2 separate regions of the Homo sapiens genome follow, and region 1 is linked to region 2. A link is an interaction called in ENCODE POLR2A ChIA-PET data of the cell type or tissue named here. Cell type or tissue: A673. All regions are shown on one strand. Each heading gives the region's core, and the rest is flanking DNA. Links, peaks and the distances in the headings are about the cores only.

Evidence for each region. Peaks named below come from ENCODE experiments on the same cell type or tissue, not always from the same donor. Only the 100,000 strongest peaks of a DNase experiment are listed, where the experiment ranks them.
Region 1: POLR2A ChIA-PET joins it to region 2 with 9 read pairs; 2 of 35 experiments call an interaction of 5 or more read pairs at or near these places.

What each region holds. Positions count from the first base shown.
Region 1 is chr14:60,292,533-60,297,923 of GRCh38, forward strand. PPM1A (protein phosphatase, Mg2+/Mn2+ dependent 1A) reads left to right here. Exons shown (of 6, transcript NM_021003.5): 6 at 1-5,391. Among named protein-coding and RNA genes, the nearest start is that of LINC02322, 28 kb to the right of the region's middle. In A673, for the core only: no CTCF peak of the experiment used is centred there; a DNase peak (open chromatin) is centred at 2,379; H3K27ac peaks cover 1,687 bases.
Region 2 is chr14:60,572,488-60,577,878 of GRCh38, forward strand. No RefSeq gene overlaps it. Among named protein-coding and RNA genes, the nearest start is that of SALRNA1, 64 kb to the right of the region's middle. In A673, for the core only: no CTCF peak of the experiment used is centred there; no DNase peak of the experiment used is centred there.

The sequences.
Region 1 (5,391 bases), core at 224-5,223, 280 kb before region 2:
GCTCAACTTTGTTGAAACTTTTAACATCCATCCTCAACTTTAAGGAAGGGGATATGACATGGGTGAGAATGATTACATCAGAGAACTTCAGCAGTACAACAGCTAGCCCAGAACTGATTTTTTTTTTTTTTTTTGTAAATTTGAGACTTATGTAAGCGTGATTTCAAACCATAATTCGTGTTGTAAATCAGACTCCAGCAATTTTTGTTGTATGATTTTGTTTTTTTGTAAAGTGTAATTGTCCTTGTACAAAATGCTCATATTTAATTATGAACTGCTTTAAATCACTATCAAAGTTACAAGAAATGTTTGGCTTATTGTGTGATGCAACAGATATATAGCCCTTTCAAGTCATGTTGTGTTTGGACTTGGGGTTGGAACAGGGAGAGCAGCAGCCATGTCAGCTACACGCTCAAATGTGCAGATGATTATGGAAAATAACCTCAAAATCTTACAAAGCTGAACATCCAAGGAGTTATTGAAAACTATCTTAAATGTTCTTGGTAGGGGAGTTGGCATTGTTGATAAAGCCAGTCCCTTCATTTAACTGTCTTTCAGGATGTTCCTTCGTTGTTTCCATGAGTATTGCAGGTAATAATACAGTGTATTCATAAGAATCTCAATCTTGGGGCTAAATGCCTTGTTTCTTTGCACCTCTTTTCAAGTCCTTACATTTAATTACTAATTGATAAGCAGCAGCTTCCTACATATAGTAGGAAACTGCCACATTTTTGCTATCATGATTGGCTGGGCCTGCTGCTGTTCCTAGTAAGATATTCTGAATTCCATTTTATCAATAAAGCTTGATTTAACAAACAAGAAACTTAATCATGTATGTGTAATTCCTCTTTTACCCTGGCCTTTTAAAACACTGTGCCGTTGTAATGAGACGTTTCTCATAGGGAAAGATGTTAGTCTCTTTTAATTGGACAACACTGTCACTCAAGGCATAGATGAAACTTTCCTTCCATTAGAAAGACTAAAAGATTTAATTCTTGGTTGTACCTTAATCTATTTTTTAAATAGGTTTCTTTCAGGCTGCTTATTTTTCATTAAGATGTGTATCAGCTTGGATTTGCCTACTGTTTAATTAAAATATTTATTGTCAAAGTTTGACAATCTAACACTCTATGGTAGGGGTGTGTGTGTGTGTGTTTGTGAGTGTGTGTTTGCCTGTGATTTTTAATTGGCCCATGTCTTTAGAATCCAAGTGGTTAAGATGTATTTGTGATTTGAAATATAGCATGTTGATAATATTTAGCTGTTGGCCTTTACAAATAACTTTCAAAGCTTAAGGAATTGTAGATATAAAAATAACCTAATTTAATTTAGGCTTAAATTCCTCTGATTAAGCATGTGAAAGTAAGTTTTAAAATCTGTCGCATTGAAAAGATTACTGTTCCGTGCCCTTCTGTATTTTTGTCTCTTTAGGTTGAATATTGTATTTATCACCATGTAATCATTCAGTAGGCAGATTCCCACTAGAAAACTGTTGAAATGTAAGACTAAAATACAACATTGAATACAAAATCAAAATTTTGTGTATAAAAACCAGTATAGTCCATTTTGTTATATTTGTTTTTTCCCTAACTTGGAAATATACATATTTGTATATATAGCCTTAAAATTAATGTAAAGTTAGGGGAGTAGTGGGGAAAGTAATGTGAAATGTCTCAGATTTAAGTAGTTAAATACCAGCAAAATCTTTTCATTATCCCTCTTATTTTGTGAGGTGATTAAATGTAACTTAATTGTATTTAATTTATATCTTATTCCAGCATGAATGAGGAAAAACTGAAGTACTATTTATATTTAGAAATTCATATCAGTTGAAATTACAGAACCAATTCCATACTTACAATAAATACTTAATGTCTAAATCTGTGGTAGAGTGCGAAGTATGATAATGTTCTAAGTTATGGCTTTGCAAGCATCTAAATGTGCATTTAATGAATACCAGTGCTTCTAGTATAGACTAATTACCAGACATACTGGTACTGAAAGCTAAATCCCTATTATAACAAACCAGTTCCTTAATATTTTAAGTAGACTGACAACTTTAGTTCCAGAAATTGCAAAACTTTGAACTGGACTGTGTAATCTTTTGAGATGCAAAACTTAAGTCACAAGTAGAGTATGTGATGGAAAGCTGTATTTCAAACCATAACAGCATATTTAGAGCCTTTTTTTTTTGAGTCTTTAAACAAGAGAAAATTAAAATATTCCTGTCAAAATTATTAGTATTGAAATTAGGCTTGGACACGAGAGAGAACCGTATTTGAGTGATGTGAGAAGACTAAATCTTTTCCACATGAGTCAGCACTGCCATACTAATAATTTTTTTACTATAAAAATACAGGAAGGAAGTATACATTATAACAGCAGACTGTGTGTGTTCCTGATTCCTGGAGGTAATAGTGGGGGGAAACCAACCATACTTTTTAAAGGCACTTTTGCACCTCTATTGTGCACTTCATTCTTGTACCACTTAAATTCTTCACCCCCATCCCCTTTTTTTGTGCTAATTAGCATCTCAGGGCAATGCCTCAAAAATGTTTGATGTGTTCTGTTCTTTGGAGGGAAAAAGTTCTTATGTGATGATAATATAGTACTCAAAATATACTTTTATCATTTAAATGTCTTATTTGCTGCTATGAATAGGAAATAACATTTTGTATAGCAGGCTCTGTTTTACCCTAACATTAAAAAATTTCACTGATCTTTCTTTCATTAACAGGGTAGAATCTCCTAATTTCCACTTTCTTGGGAATATACTTTTATAGACAATAGAAGCAGTTCTCAATATTAGCATATACTTTAAAAAATCAAAGTGATAACTTAATTCAGCTTTGGAAGTATCTCAAACATATTTTTACTTTATAGTGCATTAACTTGCTTCTAGAGTACTTAATGCAACTGCTCTAGCCACTTAATTTTTTATACTAATCTCAACATTAAGAAATTTGGATTAAGTAATAAATTAGTTATGTAATTCAAGTAATCTGAATTACAGCAGTACTTTTAGTGATCATTCATAGGACTATATATTAACCCAGCTAATAACTCAGTTTTTTTACAAAATGTTTCGAGTATTATTGGTAAAACACTGTTCTAGGCTAAGCACATTGGGACTGTAAAGAAATGAGTAGATCCTTGGCTTCAAGTTTACATCTGGACAATTTATAATCTAGTGTATGTTAGTATTATAACTGGATCACTCATCAAAAAATATATATATATATCTATTGCCCACCTGCTATCTACCAGGTACTTAGCTGATCAAGGCAGGCCCCTGCCCTAAAGACCTTGTTTATACTTCCTTTACTCACCTGAAAACTGTTCTCCAGTTTATTTTCTTCTCTCTAAAGTTAAAGAGTAATTCAGAAGAAAATTTTGCTTAGCATAAGAATAAAATTGGACTGAAGAGGCTTAAGCCCATTCAGTATCCTTGATTGCATTTATCCAACGGCCTTTATTCTTCCTGCTGACAGCAGTAACTCAGAGGAATAGGTAGTAGATTTCTGAAAATTATCCAGCCATGGAAATGTAGGTGGGGTTTGAGTTTAAGGCATTTAAAAATGTAAATATCTCTAGCTAAATTTATCTTAAGTAGAACTCTGTGTTTTTGTAACACACTGCCAGTGTTAATATCAAATTTTAGCCAAATTATTACTATGTGTTTTAATATTTTAAAATAATTTCACTGCCCATCTTTACTGGACAAACTCATTTGGAGTTCAACTTGTGATTTCTGAAAGAACTGATGAAATTGGGTACTGCTTTTTTTCTCCATTTTTCGTTTTGTTTTAATTTTGAATTTCATGGTATATACTTTTAGTTCAAACTCAGCTGTTTGTACAGTATTGTATTAGGATTTGGTATTAGAAAAGATGTGTAAATATCTTAGTATATAATTGTTTCTCATTTGAGGTTTTTCTTCTAAGGGACCTTAAAGAGTTTTATATACTTTTGCTCACAGAAACTGCTGGTGAGATTACCATTTTTTGAGTATCTAGTCTTCTAGTTTTTCTTTTAGGCATTAGGAAGCCTTCTTTAGAGTTCAAAATTTTAGAAGCCTAATTTGCTCTTACTTCCTTCAATTATGTGCCATGTGTTTTGGTTTGTATATGTTTTAAATTGTATATTTCCTTGGAATATGCTTGAAATATTTAAGAATACATTTTCAAAATGTATAATACTGTATTGTTTTGTTGATCAGAATAATAAGTCTCAGTTAAATGTTTGTTATTACTGATAGTCAAAATGCTCAATAGAAATGATGAGAGGCATTGGTTCCAATTCATTGTCAAATGAACGTTTTCTAATTTTGTTCACAGATTCTTTCCCTTTCGATTGTTCTGTATGTTAAGATAGTGGCTTCTGCTCTCACTGTTTTCCTATTTATATTACTAGCAGGTAGGAGTGCTAATTAGAAAAACTTAGATGGTATTGAAATTACAGTTGACAACTTATATTTTTATGAGATGGAGAAAAAAGATTAAGTTGATATAACAACAAAGTGGACTTTTTTTCTTCCTTATCCTGCACGAAATATTGCCCTTGTTTCCTCTACTTTCCTCTTGGTGTTTTCTCTTTTTTTCAAACAGAAACAGGCCAATTCCATTTTCTTGAGCAAGAAAGCTTAGTGTGTTACTTCATCAAGGCCAGCTAATACTGTGTTAAACCGGGCTGAAAATGAGAAAACTTGGGAGATGGAGGAATGGGGAAATGGCAGTGGGATAGGTAGGGAAGGATTACTCTTAATTGTTTTAAAAGCCATAGGAAAGTCTTCCTTGTACGTGGCTGTAAATTTATAAGAACTATTGTGTCACATAAACCAACAAGAATGAACCTTTGCTGCTTCAGATAATTTGATTTTTCCAGCAAGGAAATTAATAAGTTACTGATTCTTCAGCATAGAAACAACTGAGAAGAATTAATGCAATGTTTCTTCACTAGAAAACCCAACCCTTCATTTCTTTTCATTGCTCCAAAACCCAGTTTTCAACTAATGGTTTTCTCATTAAACTAAATGTTTAGAAAAGTTGTTTAGAGTTTTTCTTTTTCTTTTACATAGTCCTCCTGATCCAGTATAAGACTATTTAGTAACGTGCATTTGTATGGTACTATCTAAAGTAAGTTAGATTGATGTAAGAGATCGGGTAGCTGCGGAACAAAATTAGTTATATCCTAATTAGGTACAGTGAATGACACAAAATCATTTTAGCAATGCTTCTTAACCTTTTGGGGTCACAGGCGTTTTGAGACTGATGAATCCTAGGGACTTATTTACCCAGGAAAATGCGTATATAACATACATATCTCCCTAAAGTTTACAATATTGTAGTGGTTCATGGGCCCCCTGGTTAAGAGCCCATTCTAAAGTACAAT
Region 2 (5,391 bases), core at 130-5,129:
GTTGTACAATGAAGAGCCATAGGAGACTTTTAGGAGATGTGCCACAGAAAGCAGTGCTTTATAAACTTATTTGGCTGTTATGCACAGGATGGACTGAAAAAGGAATAACTGAAAATGAGAAAACCAATGAGGCAGTGGTCTAGGAGTAAGGCAATGAAAGAAGAGAAATGAATAAATAAATTCTACTGCAACTAGTATTTTTTTGTCTGTCAGCCATTTCTCCACATGACACCAAGTGGACAGTCATAAAAGCAAAATCTTCCCGTATTAAGAACCAGTGATGCAGGGCCAGTGGCATGCAACTGTAGTCCCAGTTACTTAGGAGGCTGAAGTGGGAGGATTGCTTGAGCCCAGGAGTTCGAGGTCAGTCTAGACAACTTAGAGGAACACCATCTCTTAAAAAAGAAAGAAAGAAAAAAAGAACAACAGAAAGAACCTGTAAAAGTAGGGTTCAGTAATCCTATAAGGCATTTAGGGATTACTACAGCACTCTCCAGGGTGACGTCTATCTCTTGTGCTTTTGTGAAGAGTGAAATTAGGCAGCATAGTTACCATTTATCCAACCCTTAGCCTGCTCCCTTAGACCCTGGACCCTCCAGTGTATCCACAGTAATACCTTGGAGGGCATCTCCATTCTTCAGAAACACTGCCTTTACGAACTCCACCTAATGCCATAGAATCTACCCAGGTGCCAGGTGCCAGGTGGGAATGAAGCCTTCAGCTTCTGAAAAGAAGACAGAGCCAGTCAGTCTCATGGTAACTGTCCCTCCCTCACTTTGATGGGATTGCCTCCACTTCTGCATAGAAGACACGCATTTCGACATGTCTGAGAACTTTAGCCAATGGCACCAAGGCTGACTGGCCTTCTTTCAAAAATTCCTTAGTTGACTTCTACCAAGTGACTATATAGTGCTGCAGGTTAGAGCAAGTAACTTACAAACAGTCCATGTGGTTCTTAATGGCAGTGTTCAGGAAGGTAATCTTGGGAAGATTCTGAAGTGTTTTGTGTCTCAGTTTGTTGCTCTATGTGCCAGGAAAACAATCATAATCACTCACAGGGAGATTTAAGTCTTAACTAATGTTTGCAAAACACCTTGACATCCTCTAATGAAATTGCCACATCTAAATGACATATAATTAGAGGCAGGCTTGTACCTATGATCTTTGAGAAAAGAAACGCACAAAGAAGTAATAATTTGCACATCTATCATTGTTCATTCCATGATCAAATTCTTAACAAATACATATCACCATCCTAACTTTCTGGTTAAGAAAGCAAGTCTTTAATAGTTAAAGCACTTGAAATTACTACATCACCTTCTACTCCTATAGCCAAGGACACATCTGCTTTTACCAGTCCAGCAAATCTGAGATCCAGTCCAACTTATTTAAACACAGCAGGGAGAAAAAAAAATCCCAGACCCAAAAAGGTAAATGACTTGCCCAAGGTCGATCTAAATTTGGCCCCAGAAACTTATTCCAATTTGACAGCTTCAATTTTTAATTTTTCAAAATAGTCTGAATTGACAAGTTAAGTCACCAAAAAATAATTTAAAAAGCAGAAGAAAAAAATTTTTTTTGGTTGGGATATCAGGCTAATGTGAAATAGAAGTTATTCTCTATGCCAACCAGGGTAAGGACTCTTGAAACGTCCTAATTAAGTGGATATGAGCCAATGATTTCTCTTCCAAAATATTTTAGTTTTGCAAGTAATGTCCCTTCCATGTCTGAAAAAGAGCATTTCTAAATGCATAGCAGATTTCTCATATTTTCTCTGGAAGCCTTCCCCAAGCTGTTTCATAATAGGTGACTTGCTACTCAAAGCCATGATGGTCCCACAAAGCAAAACTTTCACAACACATTCCGCTTCTTGGCTCCAAACACTGCCGCATATGGATAGGCCTGGTACCAAGGAATCCTCTTGAAAACTCCCACATTCTTACATTTAAATGCTCAATTTATGCACTCTTCTATCAAAAGAGCTTTGTGAGAGGTGAAGTTATTTTCGTTAATCTCATTTGCTAATCAAAAAATGTGAAAGAACTGTGATTTTTCTCTAAAAATACCATGATTTATAGGCAGCAGCTACTTAGATACTGACGATCATTTTCCTCCAAGGTAAATGTCCTGGCCATCGGTACAATAGTACATTTTACAAGATTCTGGTAAGAATATTCCTAAGAAGGGAATTAAATTATAAGAATATTTACTTCATTTCAGCAGTTTTTAGTTACATTGCCATGTATGAAACTTAAAAACACTAAAGTTATTTATGTATGGTAATGCGGGTAATATCCTACTGTTTAATTATTTTGTTTTTATTTAGTTTTTAGTATAGAAATATATTGAATTAACTAATTCCCATTTTTTTCTAACAGAAAATTATAGTGATTTTTTTTCTTTCTGTTCGGGGAAGGGAGACTCTGGATGGAAAATTGCTCATTCCTAGAGAGGAAAAATTAAGATATTTCTCCCTCGATAATTCACACAATTTTTTTTACTTCATTGAAATAAAGGTAGCATTAATTATAAATACATTTACAGATTCCATTACTCTATACAATTTTTTAAAATCCTGATTAAATGGTATAATAACCCTGAAATATACAATTGGCTCTTTATTGTTTAATCCCTAGGTTGGCAGCACCAACCACCAAGCAGAGTCACAGGCCAGTCACCATAACTTCACGCTCACTGTGAGAAGCATACGTGGAAAGCAGATCTGGTAACAAAAACCAGGCTGGGAATGCATGTGGTTCCTGATGGTGCTTTTCCAGAAAGAGTTGTGTCATAATAGCAGCATTTCTAAGGAGAGAAAATGGAGGAGAAAAGGAATGAAGAAACACCTTTGTTGTTGAGCAACAGTACAAAGAAAAGCTGGGTGCAGTGGCTAATGCCTATAACCCCAGCACTTTGGGAGGCTGAGTAGTGTGGATCACCTGAGGTCAGGAGTTTCAGACCAGCCTGGCCAACATGGCCCATCTCTACTAAAAATACAAAAATTAGCCAGGCGTGATGGCACATGCCTATAATCCCAGCTACTCAGGAGGCTGAGGCAGGAGAATAACTTGAATCCAGGAGGGAGAGGTTCAGCAAGCCGAGATCACATCACTGCACTCCAGCCTGGATGACAGAGCAAGATCCATCTCAAAAAAAAAAAAAAAAAAGAATGCTATGCTATGTAGGGGTATGAGGAACCAAGACTCTGTATAATAGATGGCATAGGGCATAGATGTGCAGCTTTCCTCCCGGGAACTTCACAGACCTCTGCCTCTCCCCATTGACCATATGGGTATTACACACTTATGCCTGGGTACAAACTCCTGTTCCACACCTACATGCTTTGTGACCTTGCTAAGCTATGTTACTCCTCTCTACCTCAGTGTTCTCATGTGTACAGTGGGGTTATTATGACTTACTTCATAGTGTTAATGTGATGATTAAATAAAGTCATATATGCAAAACATTTATAGAGTACTACCCAACATGTTAATAAGGACTTTATGTTTTAGCCATGTGTATTATTACTAACATTTCTACTTAAAAACTAAACTAAGTCCAACTAAAGTGTCTTTATAGATGAAGAGAAACTAGTTGTTGGCCTACCAAATATAATTATTGATGTCATTTCTATGCATATATGACATTTATCCTTCTAACCACTTCGACCACATTCTCAACTGTTAGGAGATCACTCAGAGAACACAAACATGTCAGACACAGACACAGACATAAATAAAACACAAGGCATCTATGATCAGTACATGACTGAGAGTCACACAGAATGCTGGTGATGCAGAAAAGAGACAGCAATTCTGTCTAATGGGGAGGAGTCAAGGAACACTTCACAGAGGAAGTGACATTTCAGCTAAATCTTAAAGCCACACAGTGTTTGAAGGGGAGAGAAGTTGCAAGGCAAGAGTCTACTGCAGGACATGGGAACAGATAGCCTGCTGTGAAAGGAGCAAGAAAGGAGGGAAAGGAAATGAGAAGAAATGAGCCTAGAAAGCTGGCCCATATTATAAAGAACTGTGTGAGACAGGCAAATGTGATGAGGAATGATGGTTAATTTTACGTGTTAATTTGACTGGTCCACAGGGGGCCCAGACATTTGGTCAAACTGATTCTAGGTGTATGTCTGTGAGGGTGTTTCTGGATGAGATTAACATTTGTTTGTTTGTTTGTTTGTTTTTGTGAGATGGAGTCTCGCTCTGTCACCCAGGCTGCAGTGCGATGGCACGATCTCAGCTCACTGCAACTTCCGCCACCTGGGTTCAAGCAATTCTCCTGCCTCAGCCTCCCAAGTAGCTGGGATTACAGGCACCCACCAGGCCTGCTAATTTTTTTGTATTTTTAGTAGAGGCGGGGTTTCACCACATTGGCCAGGCTGGTTTTGAACTCCTGGCCTCAAGTGATCCGCCCGCCTCGGCCTTGCAAAGTGCTAGGATTATAGGTGTGAGCCACCGCGCCCAGCCGGAGATTAACATTTGAATCAGTAAACTGAGTAAAGCAGACCAGCCTTCCCAACAGGAGTGGGTCTCATCTAACCCACTGAAGGCCTGAATAGAACAAAAAGGCTGACCCTGAAGTGAATAAGGGGGAATTCTTCCTCCCTAACTGCCTGCAAGCTGGGACATCATTTTATTCCTGCCTTCAGACTCAAATTGAAACATCGACTCTTCTTGGATCTTGAGCATGCTGGTATTTGCACTGGAACTACAAAATCAGCTCTCCTGGGCCTCCAGTGTACTGGCCACAGATCTCAGTTTGTCTTAGCCTTCATAATCACTTGAGCTAATTCCTCATAATCAATCTCTTTATGTGAATATATATTATGTATATGTAAATATGTAAATATATATGCACACATAGGAGATATATATATATATAGATATATATATAGAGATATATATAGAGAGAGATATATATATAGATATATATAGAGAGAGATATATATATAGATATATATATATATCCTATTCAGTCTACTTCTCTACAGTACCCCAATACATGGGGGGAAATTTTCAAATGTCTCTATCCATGGTGTCTCCCTCAGTTGCCTTTTGAGGACAATTCTGTGACTGCACATGGATGATTTTATGTGTTGCCAGGGCTAATAGGTAAAGCTCCAAAATTAAGGAAGAGAAAAGGGAGCAGAATGATTTACCAAAGTGGCAGCATAAGCTTCTCTTGAAGAAAAGACTCAACTAAAAGGCAGCAGAAAGAGGATGAAAGAGAGGTGGGCAGTGTTTTGAGGAGCAGTTAAGTAAAAGAGATGAGGGGGAAAATGTAGCTTAGTGTGTGACTTGAGAGAGAAAGCTATGCAGAAGGATTTGGGGGATGTTTTGCTGGGAGCTATGGGGGAAGAATTTGCCAAGGAATTCACTCTGT